2 separate regions of the Homo sapiens genome follow, and region 1 is linked to region 2. The links are chromatin loops, found by intact Hi-C in ENCODE. Cell type or tissue: ascending aorta. All regions are shown on one strand. Each heading gives the region's core, and the rest is flanking DNA. Links, peaks and the distances in the headings are about the cores only. Region 1 has its middle 83 kb from the start of C1QTNF9B. Region 2 holds the start of LOC124903136 (a long non-coding RNA gene).

Region 1 (16,224 bases), core at 3,773-11,772, 73 kb after region 2:
ACTGACAAATGAACAAAGGAAATGAACAGATAGTTGCAGTAAAAGAAATACAATGTCCCTGAAACATTCAGAGTTCATTCAAAATAGGAGAAATGTAAACTAAAACCACACTGAGACACCATTTTCCATCATGAGATGAGCAAAGATGAAGGAATTTTTTGCTTCGTTGGTGAGGGCTTGGGAGACAGATTCTTTATAAAGGACACATGAATTGGTACAATCTCCACAGAAGGAAATTCATCAGCATCCAAAATTTAATGTGCCCAAAACGTTCTTCTCAGCAAATCAATATCAATAATTCTGATTGACCAACATGCTTGCACATGTGTGAAATGGTTTAAGTTCACAGTTATTCATAGAAGCATGGAAAAAACTGAAAGCCTATCCACAGAGAACTGGTTTATGTAATATGTTATCACCATAGCACAGAATACCATGAGGCCAGAATACCACTGAAAAGATTTAAAACAGTGAAGACCACCCAAATTTCCATCAGCAGGTGAATGAATAAACAAAATGTGGTATATACACATTATGGAATATTACTCAGCCTTAAAAAGGAACAAAATTGGCTGGGCGCAGTGGCTCACGCCTGTAATCCCAGCACTTCAGGAGGCCAAGGCAGGCAGATCACCTGAGGGGTCAGGAGTTCAAGACCAGCCTGGCCAACACAGTGAAACCCCGTCTCTACTAAAAAACACAAAAATTAACCAGACGTGGTGGTAGGTGCCTGTAATCCCAGCTACTCAGGAGGCTGAGGCAGGAGAATTGCCTGAACTCAGCAGACACAGGTTGCAGTAAACTGTGACAGTGCCACTGCACTCCAGCCTGGGTGACAGAGTGAGGCTCTGTCTCAAAAAAAAAAAAAAAGAGAAACAAAATTCTGACATATGCCACAACATACCTGGGCCTTAAGAACGTTGCGTTATGTGAAATAAGCCAGATACTAAAGGGCAAATACTATAGAATCCGCTTGTAAGAGGTACCTAGAGTAGCCAAATTCATAGAGACAGAAAGTAGAATGGTGGTTGCCAGGGGTTGGAGAGGGGAGTGGGAATTCCAATTGTGTAAAATAAAAAGAGTTCTGCAGATGGATGGAGGTGAAGGTTGCACAATAATGTGAATGTGCTGAATGCCGCTGAACTGCACACTTAAAAATGGTAAATAAAACACCAAACTTTTCAAATCCGGGGCTTTTACCTTCTAATTAGTCAACACATAATTGCATAACCAAATTCTTATTGGCAAAATCAGGTCTTTTGGAGAAAAAAATGCTTAATTCAGTGGCTGACTGCCTATGTTGGCTAAATATAAACAAGGCTGCAAAAATAATTTTGGCAGATTCCCAGAGCTAAGAGTAATGAACATAATATTTAACCTTAGAAGTACTTAAACTTTTCTCCAAAGAATATAACTCCACCATCATGGGAACTATTGATTTTTACATTATTCAAGCTATCTTTTATCCACTGAAAATGTAAGTATTTTACAAGCAGTGTGGCTCCTCATTTCCCGGTCATAGACATATTCTAATAGCTAGCCATGAAAATATTTTCTGAAATACCACATTAGCTATCTAAATAGAGACACAACCACTGAAAGAAAACCTGCTAAATAAGACCCCAAGATTATCCATCCCATAAACTAAGAGATCTGCTTTCATTATAAATGAATGTCTCATTTTACTAACAGGTTCAGTGTAGGTTTCAATCCTCTAGTTCATTTAAAATATCAATCCACTGCCTATGGGGTAGGCCTGCCCCATGTGGAGTAGTAACACACACACACACACACACACACACACACACACACACAGATATATCCATTCACCTCTAAAATAACAAGATTTGAAACTTGTCAAATTTCCCATAATGTAAAATGGTAGGTGATTGTGCTTCACTCTCAATATGCTGAACTCCTTGCACAACGAGATCCCATGATGTTTCCAATCTGAGGAAACTGCAGACATCTGGGTCTGAGATGGAATACAACAGCAAAAACAGCCTGACGTGACTGAAATTCCTGTGGCCAAATGACTGCTGTATGGCCCCGATGCTCTTTCTCAAGGCTAAGATCTTACAGCTAAGACATCATAGCCAAGAGCAGCTGAAGACAATGCTATCTCACAAAGGAGCAAACCAAAAAGATAAATTAAAGGTGAGAAATCCACACCTCTAAACATTTTCCCAGGCAGACTTTCCCAACCTTGTGTGTAAAAATGGAGATACCATCATCCTTGCAGCTTCCTAGAGACACTAGGGGACTCCTGGATAAAAGGCCAAGGGGTTGATCCTTGAGAGGCATTTGGGATTCTTAGAGAAGACATGTTCCATTTTAGGCTGGTTTTTAGAAGGAGCAGAAGGGACCTTAAAAACTAATCAAAACCCTCTTCCTGCAGATAACACATGTAAATCTCTGGGAATTTGGCTCGATAAGCATTTATGCAAGACTTGCACCCAGGTCTCCTGACGCTCCTCTGGCCCATTCTGATCTCTGTCTTGTTATCTAAATAAAATTCTTAGATGCCCCAATTTTCAAGATACAAAGGCTTTGCACAAGAAAAATAACATTTTGCTTGTTTGGAATTTGGCATATAGTTTCCTTAGAAAGAGGTTATACAATGACTAGGTCCCTGGGCGAGCCGAAATACCTAATGTGTACATGCGAGACCATGGTATGCTAAAAACACTTGCAAACCTAACACACCAGAACTGCATTTATTATTCCAACTTGAAATGCCAGGAAGGGTGGAATGAGCGACAGCTGCACTCCCTTCTCCCTGGGGACTCCTCCAGCTCCAGATCACTGCTGATATCATGAAGGGAAGAGCTGAGGTCCGCGGGTGAGGAGAAGCGCACTTGCAGCTAATCCAGGGGATACTTAGTACCCAGGCTGGCTTCCTCGTCCCTGTGTGTCTCTTCTCCCATCCGTCTCAGCGTATGGACCGCTGGCTGTTGTCCTCTCTTCAGTCACCATCTAGGGTTGTGACCAGCACTTTTCTCCTTTGCCCTGCTGTTGCCCTCAACACAGTCTTATATTCTTATGTTGCCTGTGTATCCTTCTGTCCTGGAAATGAACACTCAGGCAGTCTTTTAGGACTTTCCAATGATTTACGACTACTATCAATAATGAAGAAAGACAGCCTTCTCTTCCTCTTCTTCAGCCCAGTCCCTCTTATATTTCCTTCAGACCCTGATGAAATTCCTCCAGGAAGATAAGGCTTGAAACCCCACAGCCAGACTCACACTGGGGCAGACACAACCAGAGCTAGGATTTCCTGAACCACTCTCACCGGACTGGAGGAAGACCCTGAGCTGAAAAATGGGACAGAGCCTGGATTGGGGATGGGGTGATGTGAACATGCAGGAGACCCAGGTAAGAGGAAAGAAGCCACAGCAGGGGAGGATCTGGGCCTCTGGCCACTGAGCCCCCACATCAGCCGTTCCTGGGGTGGCCACGCCATGACACAACCTTTCCCATGATTCCCTGTGTGTGCTCACCCTCAGCAGGATCATAAACTACTCAGGAAGAAAGGTCGTGACACATTTCATGCCCCTGTCAGCACTGAGTATACAGGGAGTGACTGGTCAATACTTGTTGAGTGGTTTGAATTTCCAAGCCACTCAACGTCATTGCCATCTTCGGTAGCAGACGGGAAGAAAGGGCATTTCACTATGCCCACGCCTGAGGAAGTCATCAACAGCCAGAACAACTGTTTTCCCTCACTCTTTACACATCTGTGTTTGGTTATTCTGTTCCTTAATTTGAGGAGGGTGCGTCTGAGGTGAGCATTTTGATTAAAAGCTGCTATAAAAGCAGCAACTGAAGAGACCAGCTCACCTCCTGAATCTGTGCCATGTGATGTGCACGCCGGCCGGTTACACAGATTTCTGGCTCAAATAAGGAGAAACAGACCATTCTACCTTGCAGGGACTTGCATTCATGTTCAAAGCTGACTTTTCAAACTCCAAGTGCTGGCACCAATCCCTGTTCTAATTAAGTATGCACAGCTCTCAGAAATAGGCAGTCTTTTTTGGCTGGGATACCCGTAGCTGTTCTACACAAGAACCTGTTTCTGAAAGCACCGATCAAGGAAAGCTGCTGGATCTTGTCCAAGCAGTGCATTCCGAACACTTTCCGTGTTCCTTGGAAAAGCTCCACCAGGTGCATTGGAGCCCTGCTCTTCAGCAGGGATACTGCAGAATTTCATCCGGGGCCTCACACTTAAAAGTAAAGGGGTATGACTGGGGTTGGAAATGCGAGGATGACACAGACCACAGCTCCACCACTCACGGTGGGAAGGACAGGTGCTGCGCGGGGCCATGATAGAAACAGATTCCTAGAACAATGCACACGGTTTCTATTCAACTTACAGAGAAGAGCCAAGAAGCAACCTCATATAATTCTTTCAGCAAATGATGGATAAAATAGAAGACTACTCTCCCTCCCTTTGAAGGCAGAATATAAAGTAATGAAGGAAGTTAAGGAGACAAACACAAGTACTTTGAGACTCTGATGACTGGTGAATACCGAAACTTCTGTGGCAGAAGACTCTGGAACCTTCTTCTTTAGCTGACTTGAAACACAGTATTGATTTCTACCTTTACAAAACAGACACTATGTAGTCCAGCCAAGGGCAAGATACTGACCACAAGACCTGCAGGCTTCGCCCTAGACCCTATCATTTTATGACCACATATTTTAACAATTGGAGTTCTTGCCACACGTTCCAATTACACCCTTGTTAGTTGCTCAATGCCTCAGTGAAAACCTTCAAATTCTACTGGCTGCCCTTCACAAACAGCCTGAAATACTCTGCCATAGGTATCTTGTTAGAAATAAGCATGGATAATGCCATGCAGGCAGAAAGTTGCTCAACTTACCTTCACGGCCAGGATGTTTGTGAGGCCTACGCTTTGCCATCTGCACGGTGTTGCCATTTCATTTTCATCAGGCCTGTGGTGCTGCACAGGCAGCGAATATGACTCCCATCACTCTGCAGCTCAAAAAATGCAGATAGACAGGTCACCCCTAGCTGGAACTAGGCTTCATCTTCCCTTGTCAGAGCTTGACAAGGTTTGAAGCTGGCCCTGCAGAGATGAGAGTGAAAATAAATTATGAAGCAAGCTAGATATAGAATTCAGTTCTGGATGTTTTTTAAAAAAAAAAAACAACCAACAGAATATACTAGTGTAAAAATAAATGGCCACTATTTGCTCAACCATTTATTTGTGCTAAGAGAAAATACTAATGAGAATAACAAAGCAATTGAAACAGGTCAACAGGTTTTGTCTTCAAAGTCACAGATCAGTGTCCACTTTTTAAAAATTCTCTGCTCTGGGCTCAAAATTCACAGGATGAAGTCCTGACTCCAGTACCTCAGAATGGGACTGTGTTTGGAGATAGGGCCTTCATAGCGGTAATTGAGGTATAATGAGGTCATATGGGTGGGCTCTAATCCAGTATGACTGGTGTCCTTATAAGCAGAGATTAGGACACAGACAATATAGAAGGATGACCACGTGAAGACGCAGTAAGAAGGCAGTTGTTTGTGAGCCAAGGAGCGCGGCGTCAGAAAAAACCATCCCTGCAGACTCCTTGATCTCGGACTACCAGCCCCCAGCACTGGGACAATCAAGGTCTGTCACTTAAGCCCCCAGGCTGTGGTGTTTTGTGATGGCAGCCCGAACAAAGACACTCTCTCCCAACCCCTCACTCCCATTTTTGAACAGTGGCTGGTTTTCGATCAACTTCACTTGACTCTTCCTTCTCAATCTCACTTCATTTTGCTCCAGGGAGCCCCTCTCCAGCTCCTCCTTTCACTGGCCCTGCCCCTTTGTCTTTTGAAAGAGTTTCTCTCACCTTCTTCCCAGACGGCAGAGCAGCCTTGAGGAGGTGAGGGAGAGAAGGGATCTTGCACCTAGCACTCCAGGGCTGGTGGGAGACCCAGCCTCCCGAAGCTCACACGTGTACCTGGTTTGCAATGGCAGAATAAAAATCATGTGACACGGTCAGAAGATGCACCTCTTCCTTTCTGGGTGACCCTGTCTGACTCGTTCAACTTCTCTGAGCTTCTGTTTTCTCACATATTTAAAAAATGGTGATGTGAATTCCTGAGTGGTTGTTGTAAGGCTCAATGAAGATAATGCATTGAAAAATATTTCATATGCTAATCACTACAACTCAGTTTTTCTACCTATGAAATAGGTACTCCCTAGCATTTCACAGTAGAGTTTAATGAAAAAAAAATCAGCAAATAAGCAAAACTTCTGTGACTCAGGATAGTATCTATAAAAGTATTAGTTCTACTCTAGTTTTCATCAGTCCGGTAAAGTTTATTTTTGCTTTTTCTGCCAGTTAATATTTATGAAGAGTGTTGTATTTAGTATTATGAAGAGAATTCTAAAGACACAGAAGACCTGGTCCTTGCCTTCAGGGATTCTGCAATCTATTTGAAAAAATAAAATTTTAACAGTAAAATAGCTTATAAAATTAGTTCAAAGAGGTTTCCCAGGCTGCAGTGGAAAATGCATAGCAAAGTCTTCATGCAGGACCAGCCAGGTCCATACCTGAACTTTCTAGGTAGAAATTTTTCCTATGACCTCTCTAATGTGGCTGCAAGTGGAAAGTAAGAAATCTGACAAAAAATTTAAAAAGTTAATAAAAACTTAAATGATAACTAGTGTATTTTGCTTTAAACAAATCTAATGCTATAGCGATTTATTAAACACAGTACTTTAAAACACACACATCTTTACATGTTTTAAAATCATGAATAACCAAATTTAAATTTTCTCATTTACTTCCCAGGAACCCCTGGAAAAAGTATTATTGACAATGACAACATTCCAGTTGGAAGAACACATCTTCAGAATGCAATTGGTATCTGATTTTAGAAATACGTGACTTCAGATCTCAACCAAAAAGAAAATTGCATCACAGTTATTGTTTTTAAGAAATTCACTTACCATTATGAATGATCAAAAAATATAGTCATTCAGGTAGTGAGGATTTAATGATCAAAGGGCGAATGTTCCAAAATATATGTCATAGCAGTGGCTTTTGGATCTTGAGCCTGACTGGCCGTGAGACATGAGGCTTATCACCGCACTTCTCTGAGTGCTGGACTCCTTCTATTTTAAATGGGTCCAAAAATGCCTGCCTTGAAAGAGCAAAACCCACAACGCAAATGAAGTTCCAAGCTCAGCTGTGGTCTGTGTACCTGAGGCCCTGGCCAGTAGCAGGGGCTGTCCTGGTGGCATCTCACAATGAGAATGTACCACAGTGGTTTACAACTGCTTCCTAGCATTTCCGGCTCCCGAAACTGTGAATTTTTCTAATTCAGTTTTGTATGTTCTTCTCACCACTTATCTCTCTGCTCTCAAGTCTAGCACTGTACACAGCACATAGTAGAGCCTCAGTAAATGTTTGATGAATGAGTATCTGAGTAAACAAATAACATAATTTGTAAAATAGAAGTACTATTGTAGCTACAAAAAAACTGCTCTAAAAAAGATCATTCGAACCCCTTGACATTTTTTTTTTCCTATGGTATATGGCTAAAACAAGTAATCTTTGACATAGTAAGACAAAATCACCTAGCACATCTCCATGTATGAAAATACCCATAGAAATAAAATGAGGCTGATGCTCTCTAGTCCTTTGTGAAAGTCGCCATCTTTCCAACAGTAGAACTGTCTGCATTTTTAGTGCTGGGCCTAATATTTAGTACTGCTACCGGCTTTATATATTTTTCTTTTGCAAATGTTTTTGGTTAGTATGTTTGAAAAGCTGAGGAACAATTCGTTTCGTGGATCCAAATCTGGTTCTGTACTTTACTTTTTAAATGATAATTAAGGAACTCCCATCAGTAGATGCTACCTTAAAAACGAGGAAATACAACGTATTTTTTAAAAAACTTTGTTGGCCAGGCGCAGTGGCTCAAGCTTCTAATCCCAGCACTTAGGGAGGCCGAGGCGGGCGGATCACCTGAGGTCAGGAGTTTGAGACCAGCCTGGCCATTATGGTGAAACCCTTTCTCTATTAAAAATACAAAAATTAGCCTTGTGTAGCGACGGCCGCCTGTAATCCCAGCTACTCGGGAGGGTGAGGCAGGAGAATCGCTTGAACCCGGGAGGCAGAGGTTTCAGTGAGCTAAGATCCGCCACTGCCCTCCAACCTGGGCGACAAAGTAAGACTGTCTCAAAACGAACAAAACAAAACAAAACTTCGTTAAGTAGGAGTACTATTCTTGTTCATGTCTTCCATAACACCACAATCCAAATATTTTCAAAAGCAGAGCATTAAGGTATTAAGTAGGTGATAGTTTATTCCCTAACCAAGTGACAGAGGCTGCCAGCGGACTGTGGATTGACACCGACAGACACACACACCAACGAAGCATCAGAGTGGGGGCTCACGCAGTGACGCTGAGCACCGGGAGATTTCGGCCTCCCCCGCGGCTCCTCCGTCGCCCGGCAACACAGCCACGCTGCGGCTCGGCCCCTCCCCCGCTGCCATGGCAACGCGACCGCCAGGCTGGCTTTGTGCAACTACTGCCCCGGCGCCCCTATGCGCTCACCCCTTGAGCCTGCTGGGGCCGCGGCAACTTTTCTTTTCTTCTTTTTTTTTTGAGACGGAGTCTCGCTCTGTCGCCGAGGATGGAGTGGCGCGATCTCGGCTCACTGCAAGCTCGGCCATGACAACTTCTCTAACCTCACCGCACCTATAGCTCTATCCCTTCTCCTACCCGGAGCCGCTGATCATCAACTTTCACCCCCCACTTCAGGAAAAAAATGTTCCACGGGCACAGGATTTCGGCCAAATGCTGCTTGGCTCTACCTTCTCCAAAAGTGCGGGCGAGGTGACAATATGTAGAGAAATCCCACTTGCCTGTCTCAGCATCCCTCCTACGTCCTCAGAGGGTCCTTGGAGGGATCCCAGCATCCCGCTCCGAGCTGGAAGGGGGAGGAAGGTCACGGAGAAGCCGACTGGAAACTGTCCCGGGTGCGCGCCGCCCCCATGCCCTGCGCCCTCTTCATTTCCTCGGCCAGGGCGGGACCTCCCAGCCGCTGGGCCCAGGACCGCAGCGAATCAGTCTCTGGCTCCCCGCCCAGCAGAACTCAGACAGGCTCTGGACGGCTGTCCGAATGCCGCGTTTCCCTGGCGATGAGCAGTTCCGCATCACCCTCTGCGGCTAGCTCGGCTTCCAGGGCCGGGGCTGTGCTATTGTTTGCTGTTCTTCGTGGGTAGGACGGTGGGGGGCCCGGGCTGAGCCCGGAGCAGGAGGACCTGGGGTGAATTTCTTGCAGGCCTTTTCTCTCCCTTCTCCCAACCCCTTACTGTTGCATATTCATAAGAAGGCGGGGTCGTTTCCCATCTCCTTTAAAATTTCCCAGGCTTGAGGATCAGCGGAAAAGAATTGGGGTATAATTCTTTTCCCCTGACACAGACAAGCAAATACAGGATTCCTGTTCACAATTTCTTCCTCCACCCTCAGGCAGCAAGGACACACACACACACACACACACACTCACACACACACTTCTTAATTTCAAAGAGATCCTGACTGAAGTGGGAATCAAGTTTCCAACACGTGAACTTTAGCAGATACATTCAAACCATAGCAGGTGGTAAAATTATCATGACTGGAAGATGATATAATTATATCCCAAGATAATCAATTGTTAAACTATTAGATACAAAGGAAATTAGAAAGTAACAATATATAAAAGATCACTATGTGGGCTCAGTAGCAGAATGTAGGTGACAGAATTCATTGGTGAACTTGAAGATAGACCAATAGAAAGTATTCAATTGAAAAACAGAGGGCTGGCATGGTGCCTCATGCCTATAATCCCAGCATTTTGGGAGGCCAAGGTGAGGCCAGGAGTTCAAGAGCAGCTGGGAGACATAGCAAGACCGCCATCTCTACCAAAAAAAAAAATTTTTTTAATTAGTTGGGTGTGGTGCTGCATGCTTGTACTCCAGCTGCTCCAGTGGTTGAGGAGGGAAGATCGCTTGAGCCCAGGAGGTTGAGGTTGCAGCGAGCTGTGACTGTACCACTGCACTCCACAAAATGAGACCCTGTCTCAAAAACAAACAAAAAAAGACAAATAGAGAATGTTAGGAGACCTGTGAACAGCACTCCAGCCTGGGCAACAGAGAAACTCCATCCCTGAAAAAAAAGTAAATATAAATAGATGAAACAGTCGAACCAAAAGACAGAGATTAGCAGGTGGAATATATTAATAAAAACAAGAACGTATGTGCTGTCTACAAAAGATGCTATTTAAATGCAAAAGTACAAATGAGTCGAAAGTAAAAGAATGAAAAAACGCATACCATGGAAACATAAGAAAGCATCAGAAAGCTGAAGTAGCTGCATTACCACAAAGAGATTTTAAGAAAAAAGTGGTGCTAGAGATAAACAAGATCATCTCATAATGATATAAACCCAAAGTAAGTAGAAGGAAAGAAATAATAAAGGTAACAGTGGAAATCAATGAAACAGAAAACGGACACACTCAAAAGTCAATGGAATCAAAAGCTTGCTCTCTGAAAATTGATAAACTTTTAGCCAACCTGGTCAATTAAAAATCAATGGCCACAGGCCAGGTGCCCAGTAGCTCACGCTTGTAATCCCAGCACTTTGGGAGGCCGAGACAGGTGGATCACTTGAAGTTAGGAGTTTGAGACCAGCCTGACCAACATGGTAAACCCCATCTCTACTAAAAATACAAAAATTAGCCGGGTGTGGTGATGCGTGCCTGTAATCCCAGCTACTCCAGAGTCGGAGGCAGGAGGATTGCTTGAACCCAGGAGGTGAAGGGATGCAGTCAGCAGATACTGCACCACTGCACTCCAGCCTGGGTGACAGAGCTAGAACCTGTCTCAAAAAAATAAATAAATAAATAAAAAAGAAAAGAAAAAGAAAAAATTATCAATATCAGAAATGGGAGAGAATTATTGGTACAGTTCTTACAGTTATCAAAAGAAAAATAAGAAAAAAAATTGTGAGCAACACTATGCCAAAAAGTTCAATAATTTAGATAAAAAAGATTCTCTGAAAGACAGAAATTACAAAAACAGACTCACAAAAACCCAGAAGACCCAGATTGCCCTACAACAAATTACTATTACGATTCCTATGAAACAGTGTCTCACTTTTTTGCCCAGGCTGGACTTCAGTGGCCTGACCATGGCTCACAGCAGCCTGGACCTCTTGGGCTCAAGTGATCCTCCCACCTCAGCCTCCTCAGTAACTAGGACTACAGGCACACACCACCAAGCCTAGTTAATTAAAAAAAAAATTTTTTTTGTAGATACAAGGTCTCCTTACAGTGCTCAGACTGGTCTTGAATTCCAGGGCTTAAGCAATCCTCCCACCTTAACCTCCCAAAGTGCTGAGCTTACAGGTATGAGCCACTGTGCCCAGACTATTAGTAAAAATTATTTTTTAAATAAAAACTTTTCGACAGAGAAAACTCCAGACTCTGATGACTTCATGGTGAATTTTATGAAATATTTAAGTTTTTTGAAACATTTAAGTTTTAACATGTTAAGTGAAAAAATTATGTTTTAACACATAACCATCTCTCCCAAACTATGTCAGGTAAAAGAAGAGGGAATACTGCTCTACTCATTTTATAAGGCCTGCAATACCTTGGTTTAATACTTGACAGAGACATACTAAGAAAACTATAGACTAATATCCTTCATGAAAATAAATGCAAAAATTTTAAACAAAATATTAAGAAATTGAATCTAGCAATTTTTTTTAAAAAAGTACCATGATCAACTGGTGTTTCTCCAACAAATGCAATGTTGCTTTGATATGAAAAGCAAATAATATAATTCACCATTTTAATAGAATATAGGAGAAAAATCATGTGATCATTTCAACAGATGCAGGAAAAAACTATTTGACAAAGTTCAACACCAATTCATGATAAAACTCTTGGCAAACTCAGAATAGGATGAAATTTCCTCAACCTAAAAAAGGGCATCTGTAAAAAACTTAGAGCTAACATCATATTTAATTGTGAAAAACTAAGTGCTTTCTACCTTAGAACAGAAACAAGACAGAAATATCCACTCTTACAAAGATAGTTCAAAAAGACAAGAAAAAAAAAACACAGTTTGTAAAGGAAGAAGTAAAACTGTCTTATTTACATAGTCAACATAATTATGTATATAAACAATCCTAAAGGAATATACAAAATCTCCTAGACCAAGTGATTACAGCAAGATCACAGGATAAGAGATCAATATGCAATAATCACATTTTATTTCTGTATATCAGTAGCAAGCAATTGAAAATGACATTTAAAAAAGAAATACGGTATGTTCTCACTCATAAGTGGGAGATAAGCTATGAGGATACAAAGCCATAAGAATGATACGGTGGACTTTGGGGGCTTGTGGGGAAAGGGTGGGAGGGGGATAAAGGTTAAAAGACTACAAATTGGGTACGGTGTATACTGCTCAGATTGATGGATGCACCAGAATCTCAGATACCACCACTGAAGAACTTATTCATGTAACCAAACACAACCTGTTCCCCAAAAACTTATGGAAATAAAATAGAAAAAAAACAAATACGTTCAAAATAACAAACATATTCAGGAATAAATTTAACCAAAGATGTGGAAGATCTATACACTGATAAAGAAATTTTAAAAGACCTAAGTACATGGAGACATAGGTCATATTTATGAACTGGAAGACTCAATAATGTTAAGATATTAATTTTTCCTGAATCTATGATAGAGTTGATGCAATTTTAATAAATATCATAGCAAGCACATTGTTTTAGAAATTGACAAGTAACTGGGGCCGGGAGTGGTGGCTTATGCCTGTAATCCCAGCACTTTGGGAGGCCGAGGCTGGCAGATCACCTGAGGTCAGGAGTTTGAGACCATCCTGGCCAACATGATGAATCCCCATCTCTACTAAAAATACACAAATTAGCCAGGTGTGGTGGCAGGTGCCTGTAATCTGTTACTTGGGAGGCTGAGACAGGAGAATCACTTGAACCCGGAAGGTAGAGGTTGCGGTGAGCCGAGATTGCGTCACTGCACTCCAGCCTGGGCAACAAAGAGCAAAACTCCATCTGAAAAAAAAGAAAGAAAGAAATTGACAAGTAATTCTAAACTTGATATGAAAATAAAAAGGACTCACAACAGCTCAACAATTTTAGAAAGAGAAGGTTGGAGGACTTAAACTACCTGATACGAAGACTGACTATAATACTTCAGTTATCAAGAGTGTGTGGTATGGGGATAAGGAAAGGCACAACAATCAGTGGGACAGAGTCCAGTCCAGAAGTAGACCCACATACGCATAGTCAACTCATGTTTATTAAAGCACCAAATTTTCATTCAGTGAATGAAAGGCTAGTGTTTTCAACAAACAGCACTAGAATAGTTTCTATATGGGAGGAAAAAGGGTCTGGACCCTTATCTTTTATTGTATAACAAAATTAACTCAGAATGGGTCATAGACCTAAATTTAAGAACTAAAATCTTAAAACTTAAGTCAGAAAAAAATAGAAGGATATATTTGTGATATTAGGTTAGGAGAAAGTTTCTTATTAAGACATAAAGGCATGAAACAAAAAAATTAATAAATTAAATTTCATTAAAATGAAAACCTTTTGCTCTTCAAAAAACCCTCTTCAGAAAATAAAACGGGAAAAAAGTTTGCAAAACATGTTTCCAACAAAGGCCTGTGTCTTGCATATATAAAGAACTATTACAGGCCGGGCGCGGTGGCTCATGCCTGTAATCCCAGCACTTTGGGAGGCCGAGACAGGCAGATCATGAGGTCAGGAGATCCAGACCATCCTGGCTAACACGGTGAAACCCCATCTCTACTAAAAATACAAAAAATCAGCCGGCCTGGTGGCGGGCGCCCGTAGTCCCAGCTACTCGGAAGGCTGAGGCAGGAGAATGGCGTGAACCAGGAGACGGAGCTTGCAGTGAGCTGAGACTGTACCACTGCACTCCAGCCTGGGAAAAAGAGCGAGACTCCGTCTCAAAAAAAAAACAAACTATTACAATTTACCAATAAGAAGACAACTCCATCAAAAATGGACAAAAGATTTAAACAGGCCCTTCATAAGAGAATATACATAAATAGCCAGTAACTTTTTTTCTTTTTAATTTTTTAAAGAATAGAGATGAGGTCTCTCTATGTTCCCCAGGCTGGGCAACTCTTGAGCTCAAGCAGTCCACCCTCCTGGGCCTCCCAAAGTGCTGGAAGGTAGAACAACTGGAATACTCATCTATTGCCAGTGGTTAGTTACACTGTACCTAACATTCATTTGGAAAAACAGGTTGGAAATTTATCAGGTTAAAAACACATTTACCTTTTCTTTTCTTTTTGTAGAGACGGGATCTCTGTTGCCCAGGCTGGAGTGAAGTGGCACCATCTTGGCTCACTGCAACCTCCGCCTCCCGGGCTCAAGCAATTCTCCTGCCTCAGCCTCCCAAGTAGCTGGGATTACAGGCACACACAACCACGCCTGGCTATTTTTGTATTTTTGGTAGAGACGGAGTTTCACCATGTTGCTCAGGCTGGTCTTGAACTTCTGACCTCAGATTATTCACCTGTCTTGGACTCCCAAAATGCTGGGATTACAGACATGAGCCACAACGCCCGGCCTATATTTTGCATTTTTTGTGGTACAATTTGCATTCAATAAAATTCACAGGCCAGGTGCGGTGACCCAAGTCTGTAATCCCAGCACTCTGGGAGGCCCAGGCTGGCGGATCGCTTGAGCTCAGGAGTTTGAGACCAGCCTGACCAACATGGCGAAACCTCGTTTCTACAAGAAAAACAAAAATCAGCTGGGCGTGGTGGTGCAAGTCTGTGGTCCCAGCTACTCCAGGGGCTGAGATGGCCTCAAGGACTGTTTAAGCCCAGGGAGGTTGAGGCTGCAACGAGCCATGATTGCCCCACTGTACTCCAGACTGGGCTACAGAGTGAGACCTTGTCTCAAAAAAAAAAAAAAAAGTAAAAATCAGTGTCTTTCAAATATAAAAAATAACTGTCAATAGAAGATTCAGTGGGAGAAAGGACACAGCGTTGGGTGTCCTCTGTTTGTCTCCAGATTAACTCTCACTGGACTCCCTCCTGCTCTCGCCCCAGCAAGCCTCGACAGTATTGATCCTAGCAATAGACTCTCCTGCCCTCTTGCCTCTGGTTGGGCTTGGCCACTGGGAAGCCCCAACAGGAGATCTAAGGAATGGAGGAGAGTGGGGTAGCATACTTATTTTCTCTTTTATCCCTATTTTCTGGAGGGATCACAGTGGGCAAGGGCAATGTATAGCTCTTATCAGTTGGCCTCTCCAATAAGAGTGCTGTCTCTGGAGTACAGCAACTACTCCTTCCAACCATTCATGCCTAGGTGTGAAAATGAGGGACCAGGACTACTGTTACTAGCTCAAAGGTAATACTCTTTTTCCTTGGTTTTTCTTTATTTTGTTTACATTTTTGTAAATATCACTTTTTATCTCTCTAGTTAACCAATATAAATAGAGTCATTTGTTCCCTACTGGAACTCCTACTGATACAGAGTTCACTTGTCACAATAGCAACAACGAACAATCCATTGGAATTAATAAGTGAGAAATCACATGAGCTATATAAAGAATACATCAAAATCAAAACAAAAATACTTAAACAAATGGAAAAACATTTGTGTACTTGGCAGTGCTCAATGGTGCCCAGGCTGGAGTGCAGTGGCGTGATCTCGGCTCGCTACAACCTCCACCTCCCAGCCGCCTGCCTTGGCCTCCCAAAATGCCGAGATTGCAGCCTCTGCCCGGCCGCCACCCCGTCTGGGAAGTGAGGAGAGTCTCTGCCTGGCCGCCCATCGTCTGGGATGGGAGGAGCCCCTCTGCCTGGCTGCCCAGTCTGGAAAGTGAGGAGCGTCTCTGCCCGGCCGCCATCCCATCTAGGAAGTGAGGAGCGTCTCTGCCCGGCCGCCCATCGTCTGAGATGTGGGGAGCGCCTCTGCCCCACCGCCCCGTCTGGGAGGTGAGGAGCGACTCTGCCCGGCCACCCCGTCTGAGAAGTGAGGAGACCTTCTGCCTGGCAACCGCCCCGTCTGAGAAGTGAGGAGCCCATCCGCCCGGCAGCCGCCCCGTCTGAGAAGTGAGGAGCCTCTCCGCCCGGCAGTCACCCCATCCGGGAGGGAGGTGGGGGGGTCAGTCCCCC
Region 2 (16,224 bases), core at 2,653-10,652:
ATTCTGACTGGTGTGAGATAGTATCTCACTGTGGTTTTAATTTGCATTTCTCTAATATTAGTGATATTGAGCTTTCTTTCATGTGCCTGTTAGCCACATGTATGTCCTCTTTTGAAAAGTGTCTGTTCATGTCATTTGCCCACTTTTTGGGGGGTGCGGGGCAGAGTCTTGCTTTGTTGCCCCAGCTGGAGTGCAGTGGTGTGCTCTCAGCTCACTGCAACCTCCGCCTCCAAGGTTCAAGTGATTCTCCGGTCTTAGCCTCTGGAGTAGCTGAGATTACAGGCATGCACTAGCATGCCCAGCTAATTTTTGTATTTTTAGTAGAGGCGGGGTTTTGCCATGTTGGCCACGCTGATTTCAAACTCCTGACCTCCCAAAGTACTGGGATTACAGGCATGAGCCAGCGTGCCCAGCCGCATTTGTCCATTTTTAATGGAGTTGTTTGCTTTTCTCTTCTAAATTTGCTTAAGTTCCTTACAGATGCTGGATTTGGATATTAGACCTTTGTCAGAGGCATAGTTTGCACATATTTTCTCCCATTCTGTAGGTTTTCTGTTCATTCTGTTGATAGTTTCTTTTGCTGTGCAGAAGCTCTTAAGTTTAATTAGATCCTATTTGTCAATTTTTGCTTTTGTTGCAATTGCTTTTGGCATCTTTGTCATGAAATCTTTCCCTATGCCTATGTCCAGTATGGTATTGCCTAGGTTGTCTTTCAGGGTTTAGATAGCTTTGGGTTTTACATTTAAGTTTTTAATCCCTCTTGAGTTACATTTTTACATGGTGTAAGGAAGGGATCCAACTTCAGTCTCCTTCATACGGTTAGCTAGTTATCCCAGTACCATTTATTGAATAGAGAATTCTTTCCCATTGCTTGTTTCTGTCAGCTTTGTCAAAGATCAGATAGTAAGTGTGCAGGTTGTAAGTATTTCTGGGCTCTCTATTCTGTTCCACTGGCCTGTGTGCCTGTTTTTGTACCAGTACCATGCTGTTTTGGTTACTCTAGCCAAAAAATGTAGTATAGTTTTAAGTCAGGTAATATGATGCCTCCAGCTTTGTCCTTTTTGCTTAGGATTGCCTTGGCTATTTGGGCTCATTTTGATTCCACATGAATTTTGAAATAGTTTTTTCTAGTTCAGTGAAGAATGTCATTGGAACTTCTCAATAAACCAGGTATTGAAGGAACATACCTCAAAATAAAAGAGCCATATACAACAAAACCACAGCCAACATAATACTGAAAAGACAAAAGCTGGAAGCATTCCCCTTGAAAACTGGCACAAGACAAGGATGCCCCTCTTACCACTCCTATTCAACATAGTATTAGAAGTCCTGGTCAGAGCAGTCAGGCAAGAGAAGAAAATGAAGGCATCCAAATAGGAAAAGAGGAAGTTAAACTATCTCTGTATGCAGACGACATGATCTTATCCAGGAAACGCCATAGTCTCAGGCCCAAAGCTCTTCACCTGGTAAACAACTTCAGCAAAGTTCCAGCATACAAAATCAGTGTGCAAGAATCACTAGGTTTTTCAATTATAAAATGGACACACTTATACTTACTTGAAAGCACTAATGACAGGATTAAATGAGATAATGGAAATGAAAGTATCTGTCCTCAGCATATAATAGCCTCTCCAAAATGTTTTGTTTTTGTCTTCCTCCTTTGGGGATTCCACCTCAGAAACAAAAGCGTTAGTGTAAGTGACTTGGCAGTGCCAAATCTCTGTCTTTTCAATACAGCCAAAGCCTATTTGGATTCAAGTGTAGCCAGTGAGACTGGAAATCAAGTGGAAAACACAAGGCACTCCCTCTACATTAGTACTGAGAACAATCTTCTGAGAGATCAAAGACAAGCCTTTTTTTTTTGTGACATTCACCAAGTCCCAAGAGTTGTGCTGGGTGGTGAGGTTACAACAGTACACAGGCCAGGCCGGATGCAGTGGGCCACACCTGTAATCCCAGCACTTTAGGAGGCCGAGGGGGGTGGATTACGAGGTCAGGAGATCGAGACCATCCTGGCTAACACGGTGAAACCCCGTCTCTACTAAAAATACAAAAAATTAGCAGGACATGGTGGTGGGCGACTGTAGTCCCAGCTACTCGGAAGGCTGAGGCAGGAGAATGGCGTAAACCCAGGAGGCAGAGCTTGTAGTGAGTGGAGATTCCGCCACTGCACTCCAGCCTGGGTGACAGAGCAAGACTCCGTCTCAAAACAAAACAAAACAAAACAAAAAACAATACACAGACCATGGCTCTTGTCCTGGAGCTTACAGGTCTACATGAGACAGAGTTGGCATCATTACTGGGGTAAACAAATGCACAGCTGTCCAAGAAAGGTGATGTTCAAAGACAACTTCCGTGGGGTTGAAGACACTCTGGAAAGTTTGTGTAAACATAAATCTTGCTACCTGACAGGTTAACCAGTGAATCTATAGCTCCCAACATAAATCATAAGAAAGAACAATTAGATAATGCCTCCAATAGTTAGCGATTATTCACTGATCTGTCAAGTTTTATCAAACTTAAAAATAAGCAACTAATAAATTATCTGAATTTCATAATTATGTAGACCGTTTTGAAGCCATGAGTTTCACACCAAGAAAGTTATGAAGTTAGTAATTTCCTCTGCTAGAATCTCCAATCAGGTAATCAATTATTCTAAGTAATGTGTAGCCCTATGACATACAGATGAGTCTCACATGTGTGAGCTGTTCCTTTGTCCCGTATACAGTAATCACCCAAGGCAAAAACTCTAAAGCTTTTCCATTTTGCCTCAATTTTCTCAGTCATAAAATGGAGATATCAGAATTCCCTGCTGAAGGGATTACGGTGAGCATTAAATGAGTTGATATAATTAAGGGGGTTTAAACAGTGACTGAATCAGGTGAGTGAGTTTTCTATTACCATTGTTAATCTAATCTGATACCCAGATAACAATATCACGTAGAGAGTTTTCAACACTAGAATCCTTCCTTCCACTTACGATCAAAAGACGTCATCCTATGTAAGCTTTCTGGGTTTGGTTTCATGGCCAGCAATAACTAAATTTATGTAGCCTCATAATTATGTAAAGGTAAATAAATACAAAGACATAACACTCCAATGTGGGATCAGGTGTGGGGCCACAGCATGGCCAGATGGGAGCTCATCTTGCGTTGGGTGTATTAAGCAGGAATGACACTGCCAGGCTTGAATTTGGCCATGAACATCTCCTTTCTGCATCCCATGGTCCACTGCCACAGCATCCTTGGAGTGAAGATATAATAACGTGGAGTTAGGGCAGCGTGGGGAGGAGTTTCCACACCAGCTGCTGAAATCAAAAGAGAGGAGGGGAATCTGGAGTCTCTCTTAGCCTGACCTCCTCTCACTAGTCCTCCCTGGACCTCCAAGGGGAAGGCTGGGCTCTGTACCTCCCCTCCCACCTGACTGCAGTGTTGGTTTAGGGTCAAGGTGCTCAGAGACCAGAGAAAAGATCACACATATATACGGTGTGGCAATTCCAAAAGGCCAGGCTTGCCCGTCTTCAGGAAGTAACATTTCTTATGACGGTTGGAGGTTGGGGATAGGGGTAGGGTGGAGAGAAAACAAAGAAGTAGAGTTTATGCCCCAACAAGGTAAATCAAATTCCCAGCCCTGCACCAGTCCTTTCAGTGCCTTTGGTCATAAGACATTCATGCAGAACATCCCACATCACCCAGTCCCATATGGATGCAGTCACAGGACTCAGAAAATGCCCTGTCAACACTGGCTTCCCTGAGGGGCTCCATTTAATAGCATCAGAAAACCACCTCACTAGAAGTGAACTGAAGAGACCCCTCTGCAGATAGAGGGGGAAAATTCAGGACTTTGTCAAGAGGACCGACAGCTGCAGTGGGAGTGCAAAGCGCCACAGGCCGAGAAGTGGCCGAGATTAAGAAGTTCCATTTCCCAACATCACACTCCGGGGACTGTTGTGGGGTTGGGGGGAGGGGGGAGGGATAGCTTTAGGAGATATACTTAATGTTAAATGGCGAGTTAGTGGGTGCAGCGCACCAGCATGGCACATGTATACATATGTAACAAACCTGCACATTGTGCACATGTACCCTAAAACTTAAAGTGTAATAATAATAAAATTTTTTAAAAAAAGAAAAAAAAAAAAGAAAGAGCCAGACGCTATGAAAGAAAGAGAGAGAGAGAGAGAGAGAGAGAGAAAGAAAACAGCCACAGATGTGTCTGTGGCTCGAGTTTTTCCCAGAAACGCCCTAAAGCTGGCCTAATAAATCTCCATTCATTGAAAAAAAAAAAAAAAGAAGTTCCATTTCCCCTTGCCCTGTCAAGGATAAGGAAGGCCACTCCCTTTTTATGTGCAGGACGATGTGAGGGGCAGAATTGGACCTGTGGCCCGATCAGCTTGGAAATCTTATCAGACACGCACAGCAACGTACTTGTCTTTTCTTCATTCCTCTCCCAAAAAACAAAGCCACCAAAAGAGACAGCCTTCTATGTATCATGTATTCACAGCTAAGAAGGCAGGGCCATCCGAAGAAGCCATCCCTTCCATTCACTCAACATATATCCATGCATATATATTCCCTCCTATGTGCTAGACACTGTGCTGGGCTCTGTGGGTGCAGCAGTAGGCAATTCACACAACATGGAATTTACATTGCAGAAGAGAAGAAACAGTCAAACATATAATTAACAGTGACACTTAGGACAGAAGGACAGAGGTCCATGGGAGCATGTAAGGTGAGCATCTAATCCATCATATGTCTTGTATGGAAATGGAATAACAAGCCTAAAGGTAAGTTTATCCTTTTGCTACTTGAAAAGCCGAAATGCAGATCTACGTGGTTAACCAGATGTGTAACCTTTGCCTGTCCACCCCTTTCCAAAACTTCCAAAGCATCTCTAAATGGGTCCTAATGCACTTGAAGGTGGACATATAGTAGATATTCACTGAGGCTGTTCTGGACACTTTGTTCTATTCCTTCATCACTTCTAGTTTTAACTTTTCCTATTTATTCATTTGATACAAACTGACTCACTTCCTCTATTCAACTGTTTCAACATCTGTGAAATTCTGAGGGGTGCCCTTCATCCCATCTTTCTATCATAACCATGAGCTCTACCATTTTAGAGGACTTTTCATGGAGAAATGTGTTGGCTCCTTCCATCCATAAAGCCTGTTGTTAACATACTCTCCAAGTCACTTGAACCACTGATGCTAATATGGAATATCCTCATGTCTCCTTGCATCACAAACATCCAAAACCACTTTCCATAAAAAGGCACGGCATTGCCAACGCCATTTGTCTAATGTAGCGTGGTCACTTTATTCTGGACCCGTGCGGTGGTGGATTGGACTCCTCGGCCAATGAGAGCAGATTTCCACAGAGCCCACTTGGCTTAGAATTAGGACATCCAAGAATATTCAGAGTTGGAAAGTAATTTTGAGATTGTCTATTCCATCTTTATTATTGGTCAAGGAGAACACTGAGGACCTAGGAAAGTGGGTGGCTTAGCCAAAGGCACCTGGCGAGTAAAGTCCCACAGCACCTGAGAGCTGGTATTGGAACCCTTGTTCTCGAATACTTCTGTTTCCTGCCACCATCCCAGAATCCCTGCAGCCTAGCACTGTGCCTGGTAGAGCAACACACAAAACATGGTTTCTCAGTGAATGCATGGTTACTAAAGGTGCTTCGGGCACTGTTCTAAGACCTCTGCATGTTTTAACTCATTTACTCTCCCTACCAGTTCAGTAAGGTAGGTCCTGTTACCATCCTCCATCTCCCTAGGCAGACAGAAATTAAGATATTTGCCTAAGAAAACACAGATAGAAAAGGACAAGGTCGAGATTTGAACCCAGGCATGCTGATTGCATCTGGGATCTTACACGATGCACTGTACCCGCAATGAAAGGATGAATACATAACATCTATAACACTGAAGGAGAAGGAGAGGACTGGGGAAGCAATTTAAGAACAACAACAAGATAGAAACTGATGTCATTTAAGTGTATAAGATTTTCACAAAGACACATGCTTTGTAACAAATATGCACATGAATTGCAGGCTGATCGCTCTGTGCCATATATGTAAAGCGTACAACCTTCAGGCTGCTGGAGGCTGTAGGCTTGCTCAGAATGTAAAATATGACAGGGCACAACATTGGCATATAAAGTTTGAATTACAGCAGCTGGCATTATATTGTTTATAAAAATTGAATTATGAGTGTAAAATAATAGTCATAATAACCAGCTTCTGAAAGGTAGCTAGCTAAATTGACTTAATGTTTAAATGCTGGGACATATGATCACAAGAAGTGAGCGCTGTTATTGTATGATCTGTCACACAATTTTTTTTTAGAAGAGGTTACACTTCATAAGTGACTGAATTCATTTTTCCAGTTTAAAAAATGAATATTCTCCATTTTATATACAAGTGAAAAATGCATATCCTCCTTAACCTTTTCTCCTGTGAGGTAGTATTAAACCTGTACACACTGGTTAAGAACCATCATAAATTAACGGTGCGCTACTATTATTATATTTCACATATTTTCTCTTCTGTACTCTTTAGAGTTCTATTAAATGCATTTTAAAAGTTCTTAGAGTTTGTGTTTTGGGGGTAACTATGAATTGCTGCTACATGTCAAAGTTAATTTAAACTAAAAATGCGTATCTGGTTTGCACATTAGACAGCTAAGCTTACAATATGGTCCTTGCAGTGTCATACAATTTCCCCTAACACTAAATTGGAAAGTTATCTCTGGGCATGCTGCTATTTCTAATGCCACCACTGCCACTGCCAGTAGTAGCCTTAGTGATGGCTTCTTGGAAATCTCCCACTTGGATACTTGGACAGAGCTAATTTCGTTAAACTTCACATTCATCTATCTAAGATGGCTGCAGATGGATTTGCAGTTCTCTTTAAATCCACCCTGAAAGATTTCTTCCCTTTTCCTGGCTAAATGAACCAGTGGTCTCACACTGCATAGTTGCTGTGGGGTGTGATGGGAACTCCGGGCTTCTGGCCTTGGAAGTGGCAGACGAGGGATCTCTCATGGTGTCCTTGACCTGACTCCTCTTTGTGGGCTTCTTCACCTCCTCCTCCATGCTGCCCTCTCCATGGTTCACGGTGGCCCTGAGCACAGGGTGCCTGTTCTTCAGAGTGTCCCCGCAGGGCAGAGCTGTCCAGGAGCCTCCGTCACCCCAACGACACAGAGGCAGCTGTGGCTCTCTCATTTTTACAGACTCTCTATGCCTCAAGCACATAGACACCCCATAATAACACTTCCTTTGTGAGTTCACTAATGTTTGGAAAATCCCTTGTGAATTCCTACTTCATGGCATTAACAAGAATCCATTCCTGAAAATGTGAATGGTTCTGTTGGTTTCAAACAGCCATCAAGAAAACTAAGGGGTTGTTTTGGTGTCTTAAAATTCTTGTCTGAGTCTCAGTGGCTGAGACAGCAGCCCCAAAATCATACAGAAGTGAAACCCAAACATTGCCTTCCTCACGTCAGCAGATTCCAAGGACGACAGGATGGAGCCCCAGGTGTCTTAGACAGCTCAGCCCCAAAGTGGGTGCTCCTGGGACATCTAGTGGCCATAGAGAAAAATACTCCCACCGTGGGCCCAGGTGGCAAGGGAAGTCTATAAGGGTGCTTAGATACCAAGTGCATTCAACCTCCCCACTTCTAGCCAGGTAAGAAAGCTGAGATCCCAGGTAAGAACGGCTTGCTCAATTTCACATCTCCAATAGGAGGTGTTGGTACTTACTTCTCGTAGATCATTTCTACCCGAATTTTGTTATGCAGGAACTCCACGTGAATCAGCCATGGAATGAGTGGTTGAGAAGTTTTAGCGGCCTAGAGTTCACTAGATATTTGCATCAAATGCAGTGATTTTCCGAATTCTATTACACATTCCTTTGTGGATCACAGCACTGAGGCCGAATCCTAGCTCTGAAACTCTATGCTAACTTACCTCCTGCAAGACCTTTCCTGAATTCCACGATTATAAAATGCAAGTACACAAAAATGTTCTTGCTGCTCAGATACTTGATGCTTTATATCTAAAACAAGAATGTCACGGAGAAAAACAAGTTTGTGTTCTAGGTACGGATAGGTCTCAGAAAATTGAAACAAAACAATAAAAGAGAATTCCTATTTTTCAGCCCAAAGAGCAGCAGGAGAGAAGAGAAAATCCAAGAGAATTGGGAATTAGAGCTGTTATGCAAGGTAGAGAAAGGAAAAATCAAAAGCCAAGGTTCCCAGTCCCAAAATATCCCTGCAGGAAGCTAAGTGAAACAATTTTCCACAGAAAGCATGAGACATGTAGTATAAATAATGTGGTGGGCAGGGCACAGTGGCGGGGAGGATCCCCTGGCGGCAGGGGGAAGTGCTGCACGGGCCCCTGAGCTGCTGGCTGCCTCCCGCCACAGGAACGCAGTCGTGGGTCCAAGGCCAGGATGCTGAATATTTATATTCTGTTTATAAAATATGCCTTTTATTGAGAAATTTAGACACACTCTACTGTGTCCAAAGAGTCCTTAAACTCACATCCTTTCCATTTTCCATGTTCTCTTGTCACCAGGCCAGTATCCACAGCCTGGCTTTCATCTGGAAACGGGAGGGTGAGGAGAGGTGCTGTGGTGGAGATTCCTCACAACTGCCCAGAACATTAATGTCTCACATCATGGGTTTAAAAGAAAAAAAAAAACATATATTTCTTTTTATCAATAGTTAGAACCCTGAATGAAAGTGTTGGTCATTCTGAATTTTCTAAAATTTATTTTTATTTTTTAAATAATAGTTTGTTGTTGTTGTTCTTGTTTGTAGCGATGGGATCTCGTTAACGCTGCTCAGCCTGACCTCAAACTCCTGGCCTCAAGCAATCCTCTGGCCTCAGCCTCTCAAATTGCTGGGATTATAATCCTGAGCCACTGCACCAGGCCTATTCAGAATTCTAATATGCAACTGATTCTTAGTGATAACCAAGAAATAAAGACTTGGAGCTCAAATTGTGCCCGAGGCCTGCGATTCTTGAGAACCGTGCTTCCTCCTCCCTTTCTTCCATTTGGAATTGCGTTAAGCACAGAGACCCGAGGAGCCTGGACACAGCACAGGATGCTGGTGTAAGAAGCCAAACCCTGCGTCCAAACACAGGGACTCCTCACCAGCTGGTAGGGCTTCAGTGCACGCAGAGGAAGCCAAAGGACTGGCAAGGTGCACAGATGAGGTGGGAGGACCAGAGCCAGGACGTCTGAACCTGGTGAGGAGCTGCAGGGGTGGGCCGGGGCTGAGGAGGAGGAACAGGTGCCGGGGAACTCCTAGGACCCCAGGCTGGCGGCCACTGCCTCCTCTGTCCCTTGGGCATCTCCCTCTGCCCTGCCCTGGAGAACATAACTCTTAGCAGGCTCTTGCAGCCTAGACTTTTGATAGCACTGCTGCCTCTGACTCCAATCGCTACCACTTCCCCCCTAAAGCTCCCACCTCTGAAGATTCGCCTCATATCATCTCCTCTGTGTAATCTCTTCTCAGCTTCCCCTTGCCCCTAAGTCCCCACCCCTCCATCCCCAAACAGGGAGCATTGTCTCCGCTGGCTCCACTCTACTAGACCAGCAGGGAGACGGAGGAAGCATTTACTCCCTGGCTTCCTTCTATGGACCACCCACTGGGCATAATCTCCTCCCCTAAGGGTTGGGTGTGCATGAGTATGTCCCAAGTGCCATCGCCCAGGCAGGTGCAAGGATGTGTGAAACTGGAGGCGAGAGCCTGGCAGGCTGTACCTGGTGTGGCTGAAAGGAGATAGGGAGGGATGCCAGGCAGTCCTTAAGAGGACCTGGGGAAGATTCATCTTCAACCCCAGACAAGGGTCATTCACCTGAAATGCCAGGACCAGGAAGTCCTGCCGGCTGCAGGCACAGCATGTCCAACGTGATTGGAAATCACTTCCTGCTGTTCATGTCCTCTTGGAAGGTCAGGTGGCCACTGCAACAAGGTATGTGCTGCGTGGAGACTGGGGAGCAGAACTAGGGTCTCCAAAAACTTCAGGAGGCTAGCCCCAGCAGTGCTCACTTGGAGTTCATTTGCTCAGTGACATTCATAAAAGGTGGGGGAAATCCGGAGAAGGAAAGAGGTGCTCCCACAGCTACCCAGCTGGTGGATGGCAGATATGGGTCTATAGCCTGCTTAGCTCACAGTACACTCACCTGCAAAAACAGCTGGAAAACCCTCAGGTAACACAACTCAGATATTTTAGTACTGAAGTCAGCAAATAGCACATTCTTTTGAGAAGTGGGTAAGGCCTCCCAGGACAGTAAAGCTGCACCAGTTTAGGATGCTTGCCCCTTTATTTGGGTGTCTGAGTGTTACACAAATGACTGCCACTACCACACGTGGTGGGTGGCATGAGGCACCTTGGCCATAAAGTCCTGCCAGCGCGGGAGTCACAGACCATGCTCGTCAGCATTATGCATGGTGCCTGCACTTGGAGCAAGACAAAGGCAAGTTTTAGAAAATGCCTCCACATCCCTGCATTGGAACTTCTGGCTGAGGCACAGCACAGAAAATGCCTTCGCCTCTTGTGGATTCTTGTCCAGGGCTGAGACCTGGCCAGCTGCCATGCTGTGTCCTGGGTGCTGCTCCAGCCACATGCCAGCTGGGTCCCTCCTCCTTTCCTGTCTGTGTGCCTGACCAGGGACAGTGGCCCCTAAGCTATGGCTCCTGGGTCTCGAATCCTATACAGCATGAGGCAGCCCATCCGTGCTGTTTTTGTTTTGTGTTGATGCTCTCCTCTTATAACAAGGATATCTGATTTCTTGTGAGGATGAGTCAAGCGGGGAAATTTGGCTCCGGAAACTGACTCGTCAGCATTATCAGATTTCAAGGAACTAGAGTGCATTAAAGATTTTAGTCTTTTGTTACCAACTAAAAATCAACTTTCTATTTTTTAATATCTATTATACTTAACAGTTTCTCATAAATTCATGGCCATTATCAATACTGTGACTTCCCCAGATGGTTCAGAAAGAATCTGAAAGGCCTGGCATGGTGGCTCACACTTGTAATCCCAGCACTTTGGGAGGCCAAGGTGGGTGGATCACAAGGTCAGGAGTTCGAGACCAGCCTGGCCACACAGTGAAACCCTATCTCTACTAAAAATACAAAAATTAGCTGGGCGTGGTGGTGGGCACCTGTAATCCCAGCTACTTGAGAGGCTGAGGCAGGAGAATTGCTTGAACCGGGGAGGCAGAGGGTGCAGTGAGCTGAGATTGTGCTACTGCACTCCAGCCTGGGCGACAGAGCAAGACTCTGTCTCAAAAAAGAAAGAAAGAACGAGTCTGAAAATGTCTGCAAATGGAAAGAATCCGATTTCCCTCTTCCTGGTTTGTAAAGGGCCCTGCAGATACTGTCTGTTGGCTGCATGACAGACACTTGAGGTACTTTCTTCAGGATATTTACACATGTGGTGCACATGCCTTGCTGACAAACAGATCATCCACTCCCTTCACAGCCCATCAGTTTCGTGTTTTTAGTAGCCTGAGGTTGGTATCATTGCATGTATATTACAGACTCCCTATACAGGCCTCCTAGATATTGCATGTACTGCTTAAGTTGCATTACAGCATGTTACATTTTAAACGTTACTGTGACCACCAACACCTTCTTAGGTCTAGTCATGCATTTCTTACTAATGGGGCTACATTCTGAGAAATGTAGGCGATGTTGTTGCTGTGTGAACAACACGGAGCGTACTCACACAAACCTAGATAATGTAGCCCACCAAACAGCGAGGCTGCACGTTGTAGCCTATTGCTCCCAGGCAACAAACCTGCACACGTTACTGTACTGAGTACTGTAGGCAGCTGTAACACAATGGTAAGTATTCGTGCATCTAAACACACCCAAATGTAGAAAAGGCATAGAAATGTGGTATTATAATGTCATGGGGCTGCTGTCCTGTAGGCGAGGCATCAGTGACTAAAATGTTGTCATGCTGGGCACAACGGTATTGCTGTTGTTACTGCTGCTGTTGTTCATATTTTACAGCAAAGGAGATAAAACAACTGGAGAATCAATACACTTGTTCTAGGCTCCTCATCATGTCCAGGGTTAGAAGACTTTAGACATTTCTTATCTTTTTAACCTTAATCCTGAATTTAAGTAACCATTTGGTAGCCCCTGTGTCTACTTCATTAATATCAGTTCCTATCCCAATTAATTTCCTTTTCATAGGTCCTTTTGTTTTGTTTTGTCATTTTTTTCTTTGAGTTTCCTAACATGAATTCTAACTTGTAGTTTTAATTTTCTTCTATAATAAAGAAGTTATCTGAAGCTATTTCCTCTAAATACAACTTTTCCTGGATGCGATAAATTTGCTACAAGGTCTTCTAGTTTGAATTACTATTTCTTTAACTTGGAATTTCAGCCTTGACTTCTCCTTTGCTTTAGGGACACTTTATGAGAGTGCACTCTGATATTAAACGGTTCAGCTTGGGTCTTTATACAATTTATTTATCTTTTTTTTAATTTTGATCAGAGACTGATGACTCTAAAATCTCTACTTTCCTGAACTATCTGAAATGTTTTCATCATCAAGAACCTAACTGAATTTTAGAAATTTTATAAAGTACAAAGGAGAAAAAAATAAGAGAAAGTTATATATTCCATATTTGTAGGATGTAAATTTTATATGTATTATTACACGAAATTATGAATGTAAGATCCTCTTCATCCTTGATTAGTTTACTAGATCTACTAAATTATTAAATGAAAATATTTAAAATCATTCATTATATTTGTGCTTTACCAAGTTCTGTTTATATATTTTTATTAGCTTTTGCTTTATATGTTTAGTTACATGTTGCTTTGTATATTATATTGTATCTTATTTTCTAAACAATATAACGTAATGCTAAAAATGCAACAGTCATCTGGGAAATGCAAATTAAAAGCATAGTGAGACAACACTACACCATAATGTGTGATAGTGAATTTTATGTGTCCACTTGACTGGGCTGAGTGATACCCAGGTGGCAGGTAAAATATTATTTCTGGGGTGTGTTGAGGGTATTTCTGGGAGAGATTAGCATTTGAATCACCTGGCTGAGTAAAGACTCACTCTCCCTAATGTGGGAGGCGTTGGCCAATCCTTTGAGGGTAGGAATAGAACAGAAAGGCATCAGGGAGAGTGACCTTGGCAAAAAGGACATCTGTCTCCTACCCTGGGATGTCAGACATTGACGCACCTGGTTCTTGGGCCTTTGGGCTTGGACCAGGACCTATACCACTGGCTTCCCTGTTTCTCAGGCCTTTGGGTTTAGACAGGAACTACACCAGCTCTCCCACATCTCCAGGTTACAGACAGCAGATCCTGTGCTTCTCAGCCTCCATGATCACGTGGGTGAGTCCCTCATCATAAGTCTCTTTCCATATATCTATACAGATTCTATTGGTTCCGTTTCTCTGGAGAGCCCTTGCTGATACAAGTGAAAAAGCCAACATGAAAAAGAGATAAAATACTAAGGATTGATAATGATAAAGAAGAACTCCCACACTATATTGGGAGTATAAATTGGCACAGCCACTTTGGAAAACTAATAGGATTTACTAAAGCTGATGAAACTGCCTTTGCAAAATTTGTAACAGTAAGAGAAATTTAACCTAACTAATTCCATCTTGCTTCTATTCTCACAAGCTAATTGCCTTTGTTAACTTTAAAACAAAGACGGTAACAGTCCCTTCCTGAAACTAACTCCCTCCTTGCTCAGGGACCGAAACTGCCTTTGTAAAATGAATGCAGGGCCACAAGATTAGGATTTTGGGAGAGGTCTGAATTCTACTAACATGTAGGCTTAAATGATAACCAGCCACTGTTCTCTGGCTTGCTTTTCTATAATTCCTTGCCTCTTAGGAGATGTGGCCAGAGGTCACAGGATTGGTGACTTTTCCAATTGTTCCTATAGATAACACTACTTTTATATTGCCTAAGATTGTTATTCTGAGATGTTTTTCAGACTTCTGCATTCTGGCAAATGAATGACTGCACCTGACCCGTGACTCATGACTCAACTAGTCCTGTGGACCCCGCCTTGAGGTGGACTCAGTGCACCAGGACCATTTTCCACACCCCTACAATTTCATCCCCAACCAATCAGCAGCACTCATTCCCTAGCCTGCTGTTCACCAAATTAGCCATGAAACCCCTACCTAGACTAGCCTCTGAGTTCTGAGAGAGGCTGATTTGAGTAATAAAGTAATAAACTCCTGTTCTGCTTGGCTAGCCCTGTTTATTAAACTTGTTCTCTACTGCAATACCGCTGTCTCAGTGAACTGATTTTATCTCTGCAGTGGTCAAGAAGGATCTGGTGATTACACTGATCAATATGCATACCTTCAAAGCAATTACATCTCTAGGTATATATCCAATAGAAATGGGTGTATGTTTACCAAAGATGTACAAGAATGTTCATATAAGCTTTATTCATAAAGTCCTCAAACAGGAAACCCAAATTTCTATCAATAGTACAATTAATAAATTTCGGTATTATACATTGGACATCTATACAGCTACAGGAACTAATAACAAACTCTTGCTACCCACACATCATGGATGAATCTTGCAAACATATTGAGTGAAAGAGGCCAGACACAAAAGAGTACACACCATATGACTCCATTTATGTAAAGCACAAAAACAGGCAAGACACTAGCCTGGGCAACATAGCAAGACTCCATCCCTACAATAAATTTAAACATTAGCTGGTTGTGGCAGTGTGTCCTAGCTACTGTGGAGGCTGAGATAGGAGGATCATTTGAACCCCAGGAGTCAGAGGTGTCAGTGAGCTATAATCACACCACTGCACTCCAGCCTGGTGACAGAGCGACACTCTGACTCTTAAAAAAAAAAAGGCAAAAGAAATCTATGGTGTTAGAAGTCAGGATAGTGGGTAACTTCCTAGGATGGGAAATTGACTAGGAGGTGACAGGAGGAGGATTTCTGAGGCTGTTTCTTAACCTAAATGCTAGTACATGAGTGTTCACTGTAAAAATCCAGGCGGCTACACACTTGACTTAGACGCTTTTCTGCATATGTGATACACTCCAGCAAGACTTAAAAAAAAATCTAACGCATGGTTCTGCACAGCATTTATTATGAAACAGAACATGCAATGCTTTGTATTTTTTACAAGGTAGTAGAATTCAAATATGAAGGAAAATTGTGCCAGGCACTGTGCTAATCCCTTCTCACAAATCACTTTAATTGTTCACATTGCCCATTGAGGTGGGTACTATGATCCCATTCTCCAGATTAGGGAAATGAGGCTCAGAATGGAATCAGTTCATCTGAGACCACACACCTGCTACCTGACCATGAGGAGGTGAGGAAGGCAGCCTGGTAGGCCGAGAGCCTGCAGTTGGAACAAATCCCAGCAACCCTGTGGCTCAGCCTGTGTCTCTCTGCAGGGCAAACATGATCTTTTCCCATGTATTTTATAGGACTTGCTTGGCGATTCTTCACAACAAAAATGAAGCCTTAGCATTCTTCCGTTGAACTTCTCGACTTCCCTTGAGGACTGATTTTATTTCATGACCCTTTGTCATGAGCCTGGTATTGTTTACAGTGTCATTTTACATACTAAATTTCTTCCATAACAACATTTACTCTACAATGTTTGTAACAATTTAAAAAACGTGTATTATGTGACCTACCTAATTGAATTTAATAATCTTAGCTTGTTTAGGGCATTTGATGTTTTCATGTCGCAGCAATTTAAACTGAGAGAAAAAAATGTTTATGCAAAATGCCTGTTTCCAAAAACTTTGGCTCATACTAAAAGGTGTGTATAAAATAAGGCTAAAATGCAGACCTTTTTAAAACCTCATAGAAAGGGAAGAAACATAATACAAAGGTCATGGTCGAATATTAAATTTAGCTCTAAGCTTTCTGGAAGACAAGAAGAACATAAATCTTATCTGATAAAAGGAAATAGATCAGTTATTCAAAGAAGACAATCTTTCAGGTACAAATTTCCAAGAATGCCACAGAAACATACAACTTTGTCAGAAGGATTGGCAATGAGTGATATAAATTATACATAGGGTGATTTTCAAAAATGTCATTGTAAGAGGAAAATCTTACAAACTCCGCCGCCCTGGATTTTATTTTTAGAGAGGGAGTTCAAGGGAAACACGAAAGAATAAAGGAAGAAAGGGAGGGTTTGAATTTTAAAAGGC

The links. Peaks named below come from ENCODE experiments on the same cell type or tissue, not always from the same donor. Only the 100,000 strongest peaks of a DNase experiment are listed, where the experiment ranks them.
Region 1: it touches region 2 in a loop (6-fold over the local background); 1 of 110 quality-filtered maps calls a loop at or near these places.

The regions. Positions count from the first base shown.
Region 1 is chr13:23,972,593-23,988,816 of GRCh38, reverse strand. It overlaps a transcript of SPATA13 not described here. Among named protein-coding and RNA genes, the nearest start is that of C1QTNF9B, 83 kb to the right of the region's middle. In ascending aorta, for the core only: no CTCF peak of the experiment used is centred there; DNase peaks (open chromatin) are centred at 8,516 and 9,116; H3K4me3 peaks cover 1,366 bases; H3K27ac peaks cover 788 bases.
Region 2 is chr13:24,044,972-24,061,195 of GRCh38, reverse strand. LOC124903136 (a long non-coding RNA gene) reads left to right here and starts at 7,641. Exons shown (of 2, transcript XR_007063723.1): 1 at 7,641-7,688; 2 at 8,824-9,010. It also overlaps a transcript of SPATA13 not described here. In ascending aorta, for the core only: a CTCF peak has its summit at 7,564 (motif pointing left); DNase peaks (open chromatin) are centred at 7,600, 8,525 and 10,630; H3K4me3 peaks cover 1,357 bases; H3K27ac peaks cover 3,644 bases.